2 separate regions of the Mus musculus genome follow, and region 2 is linked to region 1. The links are chromatin loops, found by intact Hi-C in ENCODE. Cell type or tissue: heart. All regions are shown on one strand.

Region 1 (8,000 bases):
TGTTTTGATGACCTCCCAATCATTAAATTATTTCCATTGCTAATTCATAACTGTAATCTTGTTTCTGTTATGAGTCATCTTTGTTGTCTGCCAGTAAGGGACTCGAGTGGAAAGGGATGTCCAACCCTCTGAAGGGTCACAACCCACAGCTTGAGCACTGCAGGTCTCAAAAATTTTCACTGAAAATAGTCATGATTTTTTTAAAGAGCAATCATGATACAAAATCCCCTCCTTATGTCATCCTGCTTTAAATTCTGAGCACCGACAGGAGGAGGAAGAGAAGGAGGAGGAGGAGGGTTAGAGAGAATTTTTCTTTCTAAGCTGTTCTTTGGTATAAAACCGGAAGATCAAGCTATGAAAAAGAAGTGTTTCTGTTTTATGAAATCCTGGCTACTATAGGTATAATGCTCTCTATTGGAAATAAGGCTATTATGAAAGATTCATGTGTGAGTTATTTCCTGAGGAGTAATATCTGAAACCAGAGGGCCATGTTTTTTTGTTTTTGTTTTTTTCAATCCTGGAAAGGTCTAAAGACTTTTAACAGCAGAATTTCTATGCTGGTATGTGGCTGTGATAGAGCTCAGATAGGAGGTCTGTATTGCAGGTCTTAACTGTCACCTGTCAGACAAACCATCCTTCATTGGACAGGTGAGGAGCTGATGTGGGCGGTACTGGGCCAGTCTTCTTTTTATTAAAAATTCTGAGATGTCCACAGCCAATAACCATTATGAACATTTAAAAACAAAATAACTTTGCATTTATTACATGGCCTTTTTTCCCCCTGTGTATAACAAATCAGGAGCCTAACCACATTATACCACAGCAGTAATAAAAGGATTGTTTTCATATTCCTCTGGATCGGGCAACCATGTCAGATGTTTCTGATGGTTTACATTTTTTTCTTTATTTGCAGTTTGTCCATAGTGTCACATACCTTTTCAGTCCCTGCGCATGAGACTTGGCCTTGTGACTGCAGTGCTTCCTAACTCAGTGGAAAAGCTGAGGAATGTAGCCCACTCACTGTGTTGTCCTTAACGCTTCCATAGAAACAGACTCTTCTACTCTGTGGGCTTTCTTGGCATGTCCAGAAATGCTTATCTCCACAATTGTGTTGTTTTTTCATTATCTGACACCACAGCTGTCCAGCCTTGCAAACAAGATACCTTAGATAATCATGACGTTTCATTATTAACTTGGTCAAACTTAGAGTATTCATCTCATTGCCCATCTTTGTACACAAAGATTTCTCTTTTCATTTAAATCCCTTCTAACGTTCTGTTCCAGATTGAGCTCATTTTAAATTCACCATTGTCTTTGTAACATGGTCTTCAAAGAGATTTTTAAAAAAAGAAAAAAATGGGGGACAGGCGGGAAGGACCTTGAACATCTGGAGACCCACAGTTTCTGAAATCATTCTTCTCAGAGGGACAGCATGACATGGACGTCCATCTGTGGCGCTGCCTGCCCCACCACAGCCTGGGGTGCCTTCACTTCCTGAGAACCCATCCTCTTCCCCTGCCCTAATTCTTGTGCCTTCGTTTGTGGCTTCGTCTTCCCCTTTCCCATTCACTTGGAAGTCAAAAGCCAGTCCTGGCCTCGCTTGAGGTGTTTCTGCCTTTTCATTCCTGGTGAATTGGTGGGCACCACTCTAGACTTACTTAGAATTGATCTTTGTGTGACAGTGAGTGAGGGGACATCCATCTCCAGCCAGTTTATAGGCATCTTGGTTTCCTTGGTGATGACAGCGTAGCATTGAGGTCTTATTCTCCCCAGTACAAAAGTAAGGATGCCGAGGGCGTGGGAGCTCCTCGGGGACTCTCAGCTCTGGCTTCAGATTAGAATGTCTGGTCCCCATGTTCAGAGATAGTAAGTGACAGAGCCTAAGCATTTACCTCTTTGTCATTTATGTGTCCGTGGTAGACAGAGATACATTGTTTATGTGCACATTGACATGTGAGTTAAATAAACTGCTCAAGATAATGGAAGGGCTATTTCAGCATTTGAAGGGCAGTAAAGGGACCTGATTTACTTGGTGCTCCAGAAGGAAATGGATGAATTCATTTGCCTGATTTCTAACTCCTAAGAGTCGCAGTCTAAAGCTTATACTTGTCACGGTATCCCTGCCTTGCATTTGAATCTATTAAAAGGCACTCTAGTCCGCATTCTTAACTTCCAAGGAAGAGGAAGCTAAGTTTCAAAGCCCTGTGCTTCCACAGAGAAGCAAAGTGCATAGGTTTTGTTTGTTTGTTTTTTTGTCTCAGTGTCATGGTAAGGTTCACTTAGTGTATGGTTTAGCACTGTGAGCTCTCTTTGCTTAGCTGAAAGGTGACACTTGGAGAATGGGTTTTGTGTTCGTGTTTCGTACCCCTGCTAAGTGCTTCCCTATGCTAAGCGTGCCTCTAACATTACAACCAGACAGTCTCCACTGTTGTGGAACCTAAATTTGGAAGTTAATGTGTTCAGATCTGGAGAGTAATTTGGGATTTTTTTTTTTTCTGTCAGAGGAGAAATTAAGAAATGAATCACCAGGGTAAGGTCATTTCTGCAAAGATGATCTTCAGATCCTTACTCCTGTCTTTCCTGGGAGGTTTTGAAACACAGGTTTCATTTACTCCTCAACAAACATGCGTCTCAGCACACAGCTTTGTGGGATGCAGAAAGAGCCTGCAACTGGGCTCTTGCAGAGCTATGGATTTTATGGGGTAATACAGAATGATAAGTGCCAAGAGGTACGCAGCTAATTATCTTTGGGCATTCACAGGAAGTAGAGATTATGCCAGTTCAGGGATACAGTGAAGAGACCAGAGACTTTCAAGGATGGAAAGATCAGCGGAGTCCTCTGTATGCATGTCTCAACCTCCTCAATAGGCCATGTTTAGAGATTGTCTCCTGCTAAGTGAGCTACAGCCAGCAGGTCTTATGTCCTGTTCTCACTGTTAGTGACGTGCCCCTTAATCATTAAACAGCTCTTGAAATGCAATGGTAGGGAGTTAACACCAGTCAGGATAATTCTCATAGGCATCAATTCCCTGAAGACTTGATCCAGAAAGAAGTAAGCTGGCAGGCTTATTAGCTGAAAGAGTTTCTTTATTTTCAAACCGTTCACGGTAGTTATAATTAATTATATAATTTTAGTGTATATACTCATATGCTTCTCATTTCTAATCACTGCATGTACATTTGAAATATTTGTTTTAAAATAGAAAGGACAGCTGAGAGACCTTCAACGCTTGGTGATTGCTTGCTAGTCACAGAAATCTACCCCAGTGGGCACTTTTGCTTTTGTAATTTGCAAAGGACTTTAAAATAAACAGGCATGCCAGGAAATTAAGAGCCAGACCTGATGGTATCACTCTGATATCCCTCACGCTGCTCTGCTAACATACATGCTCGAGTGTGTGCAGTTACCCCAGAGATTGCAGGTCACTTAACTTCCTCATATTTTCATATTCGGAATGAAATCGTCCAATAAAAACATATTGAAAGTATTAAGCATGCCGTATTAGATAAGATTTCCCCAGAATAAAGTCAAAAGGGAAATGGCCTCCAAAGCAAACAGCAAACTGTTAGAATAGGGTCACGGCGCCCCTTGGTGACATGTGTGTGCACTACCAAGCTCCGTCCACATTCCTTGACTTTTTTTGGTAAATTCAATTAACATCTTTGTGAGAAGAGGTTGCTTTTGGGTTTTACATTGTATTTTCTTTTAGTTGCTGGACTTCCTCTGGCAGGTGCAGTTTGCTCTCTCAGGCTTCTAATGTCCTTTCTCCATCACGTTCCTCTCAGAGCCCAGCTGCCCCATCACCTCACCCTTCTTTTGCGAGCTTTGCCTTTTTCTGTTCTTGCTCTGCCTTTTTCCATTCTTGCTCTGACCAATCTTACGTCCTGTGGACTTTGGCTCCTGTGGGGCCTTGGTGAGAGACTCCTGAGTGGACAAGCCTTTGGCTTTTTTAACCAGTGACCTTTTGGTTCACTTCCATCCTGAGACGGGGGGCACAACCTCCTTTCTGTGGCTCCGGAAAGCCTTGTGCTCATGCACTCAGCCTCATTCTCCGTGAACTGTATCAGTCAACGATGGCATCCACCTCATCTTTCCAGGCATCTTGGTTCTAGAATCTTTGAACCCATGTAAAAAGAAAACTGGAAGACAGAGATGGATACAGCCTCACAGTGCTGGGTATTTAATCACTCGAAGCATGCATGGGCCTTTTCCTCAATGTGTTATACTTGTGAGCCATATTTACTCTTCAAAGGGTGACAAACTGAACCATTGTAAGAAATGGCCAAATGAACGTTGTAGGTCCTTTGTATTCAGCATTATTTCTATGACCATGGCTGTAACTGCTGCAGTCGGGCGTCCATCCCTCTTACTTGGGGTGGTGGTTTCTTACATAGGAGTTCTTTGCACAGATTGTTTGGAGTGGCTTTGTCCTACCACCACCTCCTAGCCCCATCTAAACATCTCTACATAGAAAACCAGACCATCCCACTCCCCAACAGCCTTGTGTCTTCAGGCAAAAAAAAAAAAAATCTCTAAAAAGAAAAACTTAAGACTTCTGCTAAAATGAACACACACACACCCTCCCCTTTTTGATACAGGGCCTCTCTGTCTAGCTCTGACTGGCGTATGATTCACCAGGGTAGTCATTAACTCACAGAGATCTGTCTGCATCTGTTTTCCAAGTGCTGGGATAAAAGGCGTGTGCCTCCCTGCCCAGCTACTAAAATCATTCTTTACATGTAAAACATCTTTATAAGACTGTAAATCCACTTTTATTTAATTTTCATTAGCTTACATCTGTGGGGTGTGGCATCCCACAGATTTTGTGTCCGCTGCCCTTTGCAAAGAGATTGTTTGAGAATTTGGTGCAAACTACGCCAAGGTTTCCCTGGGCCAGAGTTATCTTTCCCTAGAGCACTCTGGTTTTGTTTGGTTTGCCTCTGGGAGTCCTTGGATTGTGTTTTACTCTATATACCTAAGCACATCTCTTACCTAAGGAGAATTTAGTTTCATCTCCGGCACACACACCTTCAACGTTACGAAGAGCTGTGCTCTCATTAGCTACTGAGACCTCCCTTACAACCAGCAAAAAAGTCCATGCAAACACAGCCCTCCTCATACACTTGGTTTTTAGACATCCTGTTCCTGGCATGGCCCCACAGGTGCAAAGATGGTGCAAAGCCACACGGAGAATATATTTTAATCATCCCAATTGATGTTATCACCTTGAAGTTTAGAGCATATGATTTTTGCGAGTTTTTTTTTTCCCCCATTGTTCATTTGTTCTGTCCTGTTCTGTACAGTGCTGGGTTTAACTTAAAAAGAGATTTATTTATTGTTATTTTATGCATATGGATGTTTTGTCTATGTGTGTGTCTGTTTGCCATGTGTATCCCTGGTACCCTCAGAAGCTAAAAGAGAAGGTCAGATCCTCTGGAACTGGAGTTAAAGATAATTGTGAACCACCATGTAGGTGCTGGGAATCGAACCTGGGTCCTCTGGAAGAGCAGACATTGTTTATAACTGCTGACCTATCTTTCTATCCCCGAGAGTATGTGTTTTCTTTATTCCTTCCGACAAAGCAATGTTTTCAGTCACTGCTCTGTAGGAAGCCTAAGATCCTCAAGCCAGTGGTGATAGAGTCCCCTCTAGTCCAGCCAGCGTTTTAGACTGTCACCTGCACTCGAGCTGAATGTTTGAACACCTGGCCAGTGATGGGACAGAAGTCAGAATATGTAGTTCTACAATAGCATCAATTCTAACATCTTTTTATTTGATCAAAATTACTTAATTTAAAGAAAGAGAAAACATATGATTAGAATATCGATTAGAACAGAAGGTAACACTGGACATGATGACAGATGACAGCTTTTGTCTGAGTAGTGACAGCATAGTCTCATCTCCACTCCGATGAGACCTGTCTCTCAATTCAGTTTATTTTCAGCTCAAACCGAGTTCTGCAGTGCACACAACCCAGAAGGGTAACTCAGGAGACCTGTGTCCCTTAGAGCATTCACAGCCAACTCTTGCTATGACTCTGGAATTTCTCTGTGAGAGTGAATGATAAAACAATCTGGAATAAGTAAATAATTTATCTGAAATTAGGAATAGCCCTGTGTGGTAATACAGATTGGTTTCTTTCTCCATTTCTATTGAAGTGTTTCTAAGACCGCAGAGAAACTTGGAATCTATAGACCCACAGTTTACGATCCGGAGGAAGATGGAGCAGATGAGAGAGGAGAAGGAGCTGGTGGAGCAACTCCGAGAGGTACTGGGGCGTGGCCTGTGCCTGAGCGCGATGCGCAGAATCACGCAGCGCTCTGTGTGTTGGAAAAGCTGGCCTGGAGGCCTCCCTTGCGCACCATCCCAGTTTCAGTTCTGCAGCTTCTAATTCAGACATTTCAACACAACCGTATCTGTCTTTATACAGAGCGTTTTTTTTTTTTTTTAATACTTGAGATATTTAATGAATGTGAGTGTTTTCCAGACATTCACTGTGTGTCTGGGGTATGCATGTCGATGTGTGAGAGTGAGCATGTATGTGTGTGTGAATATGCACATGTATGTGGCGGAAAAGAGATAACCCGAGGTGTTACGTACATTTTTGGTTTTGATTCAGGGTCTCTCTCACTCGCCTGGACCTTACTGACTAGATTAATCTGGCTGGCTAGCAAGTCTCAGGATCCCCTAGAATCCACTTGCCCAGCGGCTGGGATTACAGGCACACACTGCCATGTCAGACTCTCTGGGGTCTGCTATCAAACTCGCATCCTTGCAAACACTTTCCTGACAAAACCATCACCCCATCTCCAGACATTCTTATGTTTGTCCCCTCACTGACAAGAGCACTTGGGTTTATACATACTTGCAGGTGTATTTACCACCGTAGCAAACTGGCTCTTTCTGCTTCCCATCCCCAGAGCATCGAGATGAGGCTGAAGGTGACCCTTCATGAAGACCTGGGGGCGGCACTCATGGATGGTGTCGTCCTCTGCCACCTGGCCAACCACGTCCGTCCGAGATCTGTCGCCAGCATCCATGTCCCCTCACCGGCTGTTGTAAGTACAGATAAAGGAAAATGGCATAGAATGAGCTCTGTTTGTACAGAGTTGTTGGTTAAAGATGCCAGTGGGGCCTCCAGGAACCTGACTGCCTGGACCCTTTCTGTTGGACCTCACCCACACAAGTAGAAGAACAGAGCAAAGCAAGGAAGCAGAATTTTCACTAAAGGAAGACTATTTCCAAACAAGCATGAGAAAGGCAGAAAAGTAACTGTCTCAGGTGTGGATTTTAAAGAAGTTACTGATGAATGTTCTGGGTTAAAGGCCAGAGCACAGAGATTTGGCCCTCACAAAGGGATATTTAAACCGTGAGGTCTCTTCAGAAGGCTGTCTGGTTGAGGGCTGTTTCTAGGTGGACTCTCATGCTTTTCTTCTCATAGGGTCTCACTCTGTGTTCACAAGATAGCCCAAGTTGGCCCTGGGCATGTAAATCTCCTGCCTCACCTTCTCTGTTGCTGGTTGGGGTCTCTTCTCTTTCTTGTTCGTTGAGGATTTTACAGTAGCTTATGAAGATAGTCAAATGTATAAGGCATCCTTAATAACCTACCCATTGGGGCATCACTCAGCTGGTTCTTCTCCTTCCTCCCCATCCTCTCCTAGGGATCAAACCCAGGGCCTTTGCTCTCCCCCCACCGCCCCCGAGCTATGTATCTTAGTCCTGACCCGTGTCCTAGATACCACAGAGCCCGTGGCAGGTGAAAGAACGCTATGGGGGCAGTTTGTGATCCTGTGTGAAAGACTAGAGGAATCAGAGACAGCCTTGTCTTTGAAGCCCACGTAGGGTTACATAAACAAGAGCAGAAAGAGTTTATGTAACAGATTGGGTGCATTAGGGAAAGCTAAAGAGCTTAGGGGCTAAGATTTGAGGTTAGATTGAGATTCCAGATCTGTGCCTAAAAGCTTTGGGCAAGTTGCATCCTGTGTTTAGCTTGCTACGC
Region 2 (8,000 bases), 200 kb before region 1:
TCCTTTGGGGAAGGTGGACTCAGAACAATTCCCACAGGAAAGCAAGTGGGTAGGCTCCTTCTATATGGGCAAGAATGCCAACCAGTGACATAAGGAGTTGTCTTGAGCCAGTGACCCTCAAAATTAGGACATGTCCAGGGGTATAGACAAGACATACACAAGGGGGTGCAAATGAGGAGGCGGGGGGAGAGAGAGACAGAGACAGGGACAGAGACAGAGAGAGAGTTAGAGGTGACCCTGAAGGCAAAGATAACATGATAGATGTGGTAAACTTTATGAAAGAAATCACTCATCACAGTCTGAAGCTAGAACAAAGAAAAGCAAAATATCACACAGTGATGCTCCCTGATGTAGGCTGACCTGACAGAAACCACACCGTAAGCATCAATAACAGCTTAAATTAATGTACTAACTGTCGGTCTCTGTGTGCATTAGACTTTAAAAAAAATAGCAAAACACGCAAGTTTTAGTCTCTGTTATAGGTGAGGATGCGAAGGCAGAGAAACCAGTTACATAAGCGGTGTAACTAGTGAAGAGAGACTACAGAGTCCAGTATTTGAGAGTTCTACACAACACTCCTGACACTCACTGCTGCCCAGGACTATAATTTCAGTCTATTCATTATTTAGTCTGATTAATTAAGGTTGCTGGGTAGAGATGGTTACTTCTAGCATCTAAATAAGGTTTTAAAATCTACCAAAATGTTTTGTGCATATATGCCTACCCATCCAAACAGTCTTCTCTGGTGAGTACCCCATCACATTCCCATATACTGAAGTCATCCCTCGATCACTCAGAACACCTAATAAACTGTGAGGTCTACGTAAGTGTTTTGTTATTCTGCATTGTTTAGGAACGGCCGGCAAGAAATGAAGCCAGTGCAGGTTCAGTTACATAGGAATTTAAACAACATCTTTGAGTCAGTGCAAACTGAATCTGTACATACAAAGTTACAAACAGAGGATCTACTTAGAGTTTTTGCCTGTTCTTTGCTTTGAACACAAATTCGCGCCTGGCTATTTCATTGACCCACCGGATGGGTATTTATTGTTCAGCGTGCTGAGCCTCGGGTGGATAGGAGTGAGCAGTTATTGGCCTCAAGACAGAAATTGCACTCATGAAACATGTCTGTTAATGAAAGTCAGATGAACACAAGGCAAGTTACCAGCCCTTTGTGATTGGGAAAATAATTATTTTAAATCAAATTTTAAGTATGTTTTTAAAAATTTTATACACGAATATTCTATTTAAATCATTTCCACCCTTCCTTCGTCACCCTCCAACTCTTCCCATACCCCTTAGCCTCCTCAAATGATTAAAGAAAACCTTTACTTCTTTAATTATTATTAAATTATACACACACACAGATGCACACACACAGATGCACACACACACACAGATGCACACACACACAGATGCACACACATCCTGCTGAGTCTGTCAGTGCTGCTAGTATTTATATGATCATGACTGACCACTAAAATTGGATAACTTACAATCAAGGGATTGATGCCTAAGTACCCTTGTGTGCTGACTAGACTTTTTGTCACCAGCTAGGGTCATCTGGGAAGAGGAAGCCTCAATTGAGAAAGTGCCTCCAACAGATGGGCCTGTAGGCAAGTTGATGGGGGAATTTTCCTCATTAATGACTGATGTAAGAGGACCCACGTCACTAGGGGTGGTGACAGGGTCCTGGGTGCTATAAGAACACAGGCTGAGCAAGAAGCCAGTAAGCACCATTCCCCACATGGCCTCTGCTTCAGTTTCTTCCTCTGGGTTCCTGCCTTCAGGACCAGACTTCAGTTCATGATGGACTGTGATGTGACATGCAAGCCAAGCAAACCCTTCCTCTCCAAGTGGCTTTTGGTTGGGATGTTTTAATACAGCAATTGAAAGTAAGCAGGAGAGATGGCTCAGTGGTTAAGAGCACTGACTGCTCTTCCAGAGGCCCTGAGTTCAGTTCCCAGCAAACACATGGCGGCTCACAACCATCTGTAATAAGATCCAATGCCCACTTCTGGTGTGTCTGAAGACAGTGACAGTGTACTCATTAAAATGAATAAACAAATCTTTTAAAAATGTATATAACAATTTATTCACATTATATTTCCATTGCCCTGGTTAAAAACTAGTATTTAACCTGGGAAACAGCTTAATGTGTAAAAGCTCTTGCTCTGTGATAAGGAGAACTGTGATGGTTTGTATATTCTTGAACCAGGGAGTGGCACCATTTGGAGGTGTGGCCTTGTTGGAATAGGTGTGACCTGGTTGGAGTAGGTGTGTCACTGTGAGTGTGGGCATAAGATCCTCACCCTAGTTGCCTGGAAATCAGTCTTCTACTAGCAGCCTTTGAATGAAGACATAGAACTCACAGCTCTGCATGCACTATGCCTGCCTGGATGCTGCCATGCTCCCACCTTGATGATAATGGACTGAACCTCTGAACCTATAAGCCAGCCCCAATTAAATGTTGTTTTTTATAAGACTTGCCTTGGTCATGGTGTCTGTTCACAGCAGTAAAACCCTAACTAAGACAAGAGCCCAAGTTTTAATCCCCATTGTCCACATTGATGATCATGGCTGTAATCGCAGAATGGGGATGGGGGCAGAGATAGACAGATCCTCCTAGCAACTTCTTGTTCAGCCCAGCCAAAGCACCAAACTTCCTGTTCAATGAAGGGACCCATCTAGAGGTTATAAGCCGAGAGCTGTAGTGGAAGACATCTGATATCATTGGGTCTCTAAATGTATGCATGTGGGTGGGTATGCATATTCATATGCCTATACATATGTGTCACACTAGGAGGAGGAGGAGGAGGAGGAGGAGGAGAAAGAAAGAAAGAAAGAAAGAAAGAAAGAAAGAAAGGAAGGAAGGAAGGAAGAAAGAAAGAAAGAAAGAAAGAAAGAAAGAAAGAAAGAAAGAAAGAAAGAAAGAAAGAGCACCTTGAAAGATGAGCAGCTAGTTGTCTGAGGGTTGAGGGAGACAATGATAGAGGAGCTACCAGGAAAAAAAGACATGTGCTAGATCCTGAATTCTTCTGGCCTTGACCTTCTGAGACTGTGGAATTATGAAAAGATCTTTCATCTGTGGTCTCATTACGCATTTACTAAAGCAACTTCATAAGCTTATACAAAAAGATTACAACCACATAACTATACCTTTAGCCTGTGGAACATTCTGATATGAATTTGCTAAGAGACATGCCAGTGAAAGCAGCAACGGGTCTCAAAGACAGCAATTAGGCATGATTGAATACACATGCCCCAGCAACACAGAACTTCATTACAGTTGTCTTTTAAATAGAAAACCACAAGAGGGCACCAGACTTCACTTTTCTTGAAAACAGCTACCATGCACTGTAAAGTTTGAAACAGGTCCCAAAGTTCAAGGGCATCTGGGGTGGGGGGTGGGGGAGGGAACCTTATTCTTTAATGTGTGCTTCTGCTCTCTAATAAAATTGTAAACATATATCTTCATGTAATTTTTCATGAATGTGGATAATGATATTGTTTTTCAAACTCAATATATATATATATATATATATTTTTTTTTAACTAAATTATTGTTTCTTGCATTCAGATTCAGGTCTAATAGTCTATAGCTGATGAACGAAGCAAAGAAACATCCAGATTGCTTCTTGATACTCATCTCCCAGCCTGGGTAGCCTCTGCTGGCCCATGGGAAGTTGGCTCCTTTGTTTATTTATTCATCCACTTAGCAAATCTTCCTTCAGGTTTTACTATGTGTGGGCAAGCTGCTGGCTGTTGAAACATCTGTACAAACCCAAGGGCCCTGCCCTCAATGAGTTTATCATCTAAAATGAACCAGACACATAAACAGACAAACAAGGAGTGGGCAGTGCTCTGAGGGCGTGGTGTCTATGCCACTGTGTGTCCCCAAAACCCCAGTTGTTGACAGTGTAGGGATAAGAGGCCTGGGGAACTGTGAGCTGGGCTTCAGTGTTAGTCCTGCCTGAGTCTCTGGTTGCGAGCTCTCTGACCTCATCTACCTCAGTTTACCCGTAGAGCTGAAACTGTTGCCCTCAATAATCTGAGACTCAAGCCTCGATATCAAACATGACATTTCAAGGCTTTCTTTTTTTATTGTGGCAAAACATGTACATATTTATAACCATTGAAGTGTGTGTGTGTGTGTGTGTGTGTGTGTGTGTGTGTGTTGCCATAATCTTAACCTATTTAAAGTGTGAAATTCTGTGACATTGAATGCATTCACCTTTTTGTACAACCGACACCATTTCTGGAATTTTCTCATTGACTCAAACAGAGACTTTGTCTGGGTCCCTAGAAGAGCCTCGCTGTTCTTTACCCAGCGGAGCTCCAGCGTTTACCCATCCTTGGTATCTGCTCTAAGGCCTCCTGCTAAGCTTCCTCACTCTCTAAAGAGTGGCAAAGGCCACCAATACCTCTGCTGCCCAGCTCTTCCCCCCACCAATACCTCCTCCTCTGCCTATGCTCCTCCCCCACACCATCCTCCTGGCTTTCTATCTTCAGGAGTTACTTCTCCTTTTCTAAGATTAAGGCTAAATTCCCAGGCGGCTTCTTACAGCAGTGAGACAGCTCAATGGCTCAGAGTCTCACTGTTTTCCTTATAAGTCCAGCTCCAGGGGATGAGATAGTCTTTTCTGACCTCCTTAGGCACCTACATGCACAGGGCATACATTCACATAGACAGACAGACAGACAGACAGACACACACACACACACACACAAAACACACACACACACCCAACACACACACACACACACACACACACACACACACACACACACACTCAGAGATCTTTTTAAAAATATGTAAAGCAAATTAGAACCACTTTCACTATTAGAGTTATGTGCTGGCGAGTTTTACGTCAACCTTATACAAACTGTAGTTATCTGAGCAGAGGGAACCTCAGCTGAGGAAATGCCTCCCTAAGATCTTGCTTATAGGCAAGCCCATAGAGCATTTTCCTAGTTAGTGATTGGTGGAGGAGGGCCCAGGCCTGGGCTGGTGGTCCTGGGTTCTTTAAGAAAGCAGGCTGAGCAAGCCAGTAAGCAGCACTACCCCATGGCCTCTGCATCAGCTCCTGCCTTCAGGCCCCTGACCTGTTTGAGTTCCTGTCCTTACTTCTTCAGTGGTGAATACAACACGGAAGTGTAAGGCAAAGAAACCCTTTCCTCCCCAGATTGCTTTTGGTCGTGGTGGTTCATCGCAATAGCGTAACCCCAAGTAAGACAAGTCAACTTGTGTAAAAGTGCATCTCCATGGATATATTTAGAAGGAAAACCTTTCACACATAAAATTATGGAAACCATACTTGGATACAAAATGTGAGTTTTAGCAATTAATAACAGGAATCCATATTATTACTTTTCACAGTGCTGAACAGTTACGAGTGATTTTTCTGTAACAAATCCTTCTATGCATGCCTTCGATAACTATGATGTTTATATTCATACTTAGAGTTTTTCATACAACCAATGTATTCATTTTCTTTTTATTTTTTAAAGATGTATGTATTTATTTATTTATTATATGTAATTACACTGTCGCTGTCCTCAGACACCCCAGAAGAAGGCATCAGATCCCATTACAGATGGTTGTGGGCCATCATGTGGCTGCTGGGAATTGAACTCAGGACCTTCAGAAGAGCAGTCAGTGCTCTTAACCTCTGAGACATCTCTCCAGCCCCATTTTCTTTTTAAAAATATTTATTTTTTATTAACTTTTACGTGTGTGTGTGTGTGTGTGTGTGTGTGTGTGCAGGTGCCCACAGGGGCTAAAAGTGTTAGTTCCGCCAGAGCTGGAGTTACAGGCAGTTGTGAGCCACCTGATGTGGATGCTGGGGACCAAACTGAATTCTCTGCAAGAGGCGTTCTTCACTTAAGGGCTGAGCCATCCCCTCAGCCCTCTTAGTATTTCTTACTAACTAGGTTACATTGACAGTAACACTATTCTCCTGGGACAATCTATATCTAAACTATTCATGTCTTGTTTGAATAGCACAAATGGTAGAAAAAAAAAACCTAAACTAGTCTCAAAGAGATCTCTTGAAATGGAATAGAAAATGAGATGGCAATGACTTTTTTTAGTAAGAAAATTGATTTGTGATATATTTTCAAAAGGTCACCAGTATCAAGTTCCAACAAACTTTCCCTGCAAATGTAAATGTGACTTATTTTGGGTATGAGGGTGAACAGTCCCCCGGGACTAGCATTTTGCTCATACTGCCTGTGGCCTGAACCTGTCCAAACTGACCCATGCCTTGTTCAGCTGGAGTCTAGCTGCTAACAACTAGACTAACTGCCAGACCGATAAGCCTGCCAGAGTTAACTGTGGTCTCACATGATGATCAAAGCGTAACACAGGTTTCTCAAATGTTCTCCGAGTCTGTGTCTATGGTGGGCAGACAGGTAACAAACAGGTCGGCTTGATGAGCTCTGTCGCTCTCTTCAGTGAAGTCCACATGCTGATAGAAAAAGGGGATAACACTCCTCTACCGAGTTTCCAATGTAAGAACTCACCATCTAGCTGGGTGGGGAGGCAGACACAGGCAGATCTTCAAGTCCCAGGCCCACCTGGTTTACAGAGTGAGTTCCAGGACAGCTGGGGGGGGGGGGGGTTTCACAGAGAAACCCTTGATTGAAAAACAAAAGAGGAAAAAAAAGAGTTCAGCATCTTTTTTCTCAGGAAGCTGTTCCAACAATTGGCAGGCAACACCTTTGTTTCTTCACCTGCCTTACTAAATCTCTTTCCTGAAATTCCTTAGAATGCCACTACAGTATGTACTTTTGATATCTACCTTTTGTTTGGTGGGTTTGGTATTTTTTTTTCTTTATAGGGTCTCCACAATTTTAAGGAAAAGGCAAATCTCTTTAAAGGCATAAAAGTTACAAACTCAACTTGTCAAAGGCTTTATTTAACACAGTGATTAGTAAGGGAATTAATAAGCTATTATAACCCATGTGGGAGATTTAAATAACCACACAGGCTGATAAGGACCAAAGAGCTGAATTTACAAATAGATACACAACTAAGCCATACAAAACAATCACCCATTGCATCCTCGTGTACCCTGATTTTGGGTACACAAAAATTTACTACAGTTTAACGAGGTCTCTACATAGCTGTCAAAGAGCTCAAAGACCACAGAAGGCTGAGAAAATCAACCAGACTTGTGAGACAGCTAAACTGCTTTGGCTCATTTGGAAGTTACACACACACACACACACACACACACACACACACCCTAGCTGCTACAGTCAATCTTGACTCTATTAGGCCAGCTAATGGTAAGCCTAGTTCAAATAGTAGAGGCAACCACGTGACTCGGTTCTGACCAATTAGCTGGAAGAAGAGCCTGGGGCTGAAGGAGGGATGTTTATCTTAGAAGAAGTGACCTTTCCCCTATGTGTGGCTCTCATCTGGACACTGCCTCAAGCATCATCCAGGCTGTGGGATGGGATGTCTACCAAGGGAAGAGTAGAAATGAAGGCCAGCAGTGCTGTGGTTCCACACTTCTCTTTTTGGTATGTAACAAGTGTCGTGACTCCGACTCCAAGTGTCGTGACTCAGTTAGGGTCTTTCTGTAACCACCGGGTTGGATCTCCCAGGTCCTCTTTATCCACTGAAGGCAGCGGGCTGGTGAAAACACCCCGGAACTGTGTGGTATTTTAAAAGGAAAGTGATCCCAAGCATCATTGTTTTAAGAAATGTGTGTTGTGGCGCAAGTTAGTTCAATTTCAAACTGTAGTCCCCAGTTCTGAAGAAAAGTTAACAGGGAGGGGTATTATCCAGGGAAGATTAGAAGAGATGATATATGTTAACAAAACAGTAAGATTTTCTTCTTTCTTTTTAATCTTTACAAAATATTGAAAGCAGCTGGCACTTTAGTATCCTCAGTGAGGTCTCAGGCATGAGGGCCAATCGCTTGTTTTCTCCTCTGTTTTTAGCCATAAACATTTACCAGTTTTACCTATGGTGGATCCCTCTGCCCTTC

What was found. A loop is a pair of places that touch in the nucleus more often than their neighbours do. Peaks named below come from ENCODE experiments on the same cell type or tissue, not always from the same donor. Only the 100,000 strongest peaks of a DNase experiment are listed, where the experiment ranks them.
Region 2: a loop joins it to region 1, with 10 times the contacts of the local background. A loop is called at or near these places in 7 of 42 quality-filtered maps.

The regions. Positions count from the first base shown.
Region 1 is chr14:74,784,550-74,792,549 of GRCm38, reverse strand. It overlaps Lrch1 (leucine-rich repeats and calponin homology (CH) domain containing 1), which reads left to right. Exons shown (of 19, transcript NM_001252132.1): 16 at 6,160-6,269; 17 at 6,922-7,059. Among named protein-coding and RNA genes, the nearest start is that of Gm52135, 30 kb to the left of the region's middle. In heart, a CTCF peak has its summit at 3,589; no DNase peak of the experiment used is centred here.
Region 2 is chr14:74,986,007-74,994,006 of GRCm38, reverse strand. It overlaps Gm4278 (predicted gene 4278), which reads right to left. Exons shown (of 3, transcript NR_046078.1): 3 at 6,903-8,000. Among named protein-coding and RNA genes, the nearest start is that of Gm4278, 15 kb to the right of the region's middle. In heart, a CTCF peak has its summit at 3,300 (motif pointing right); no DNase peak of the experiment used is centred here; H3K27ac peaks cover 294 bases.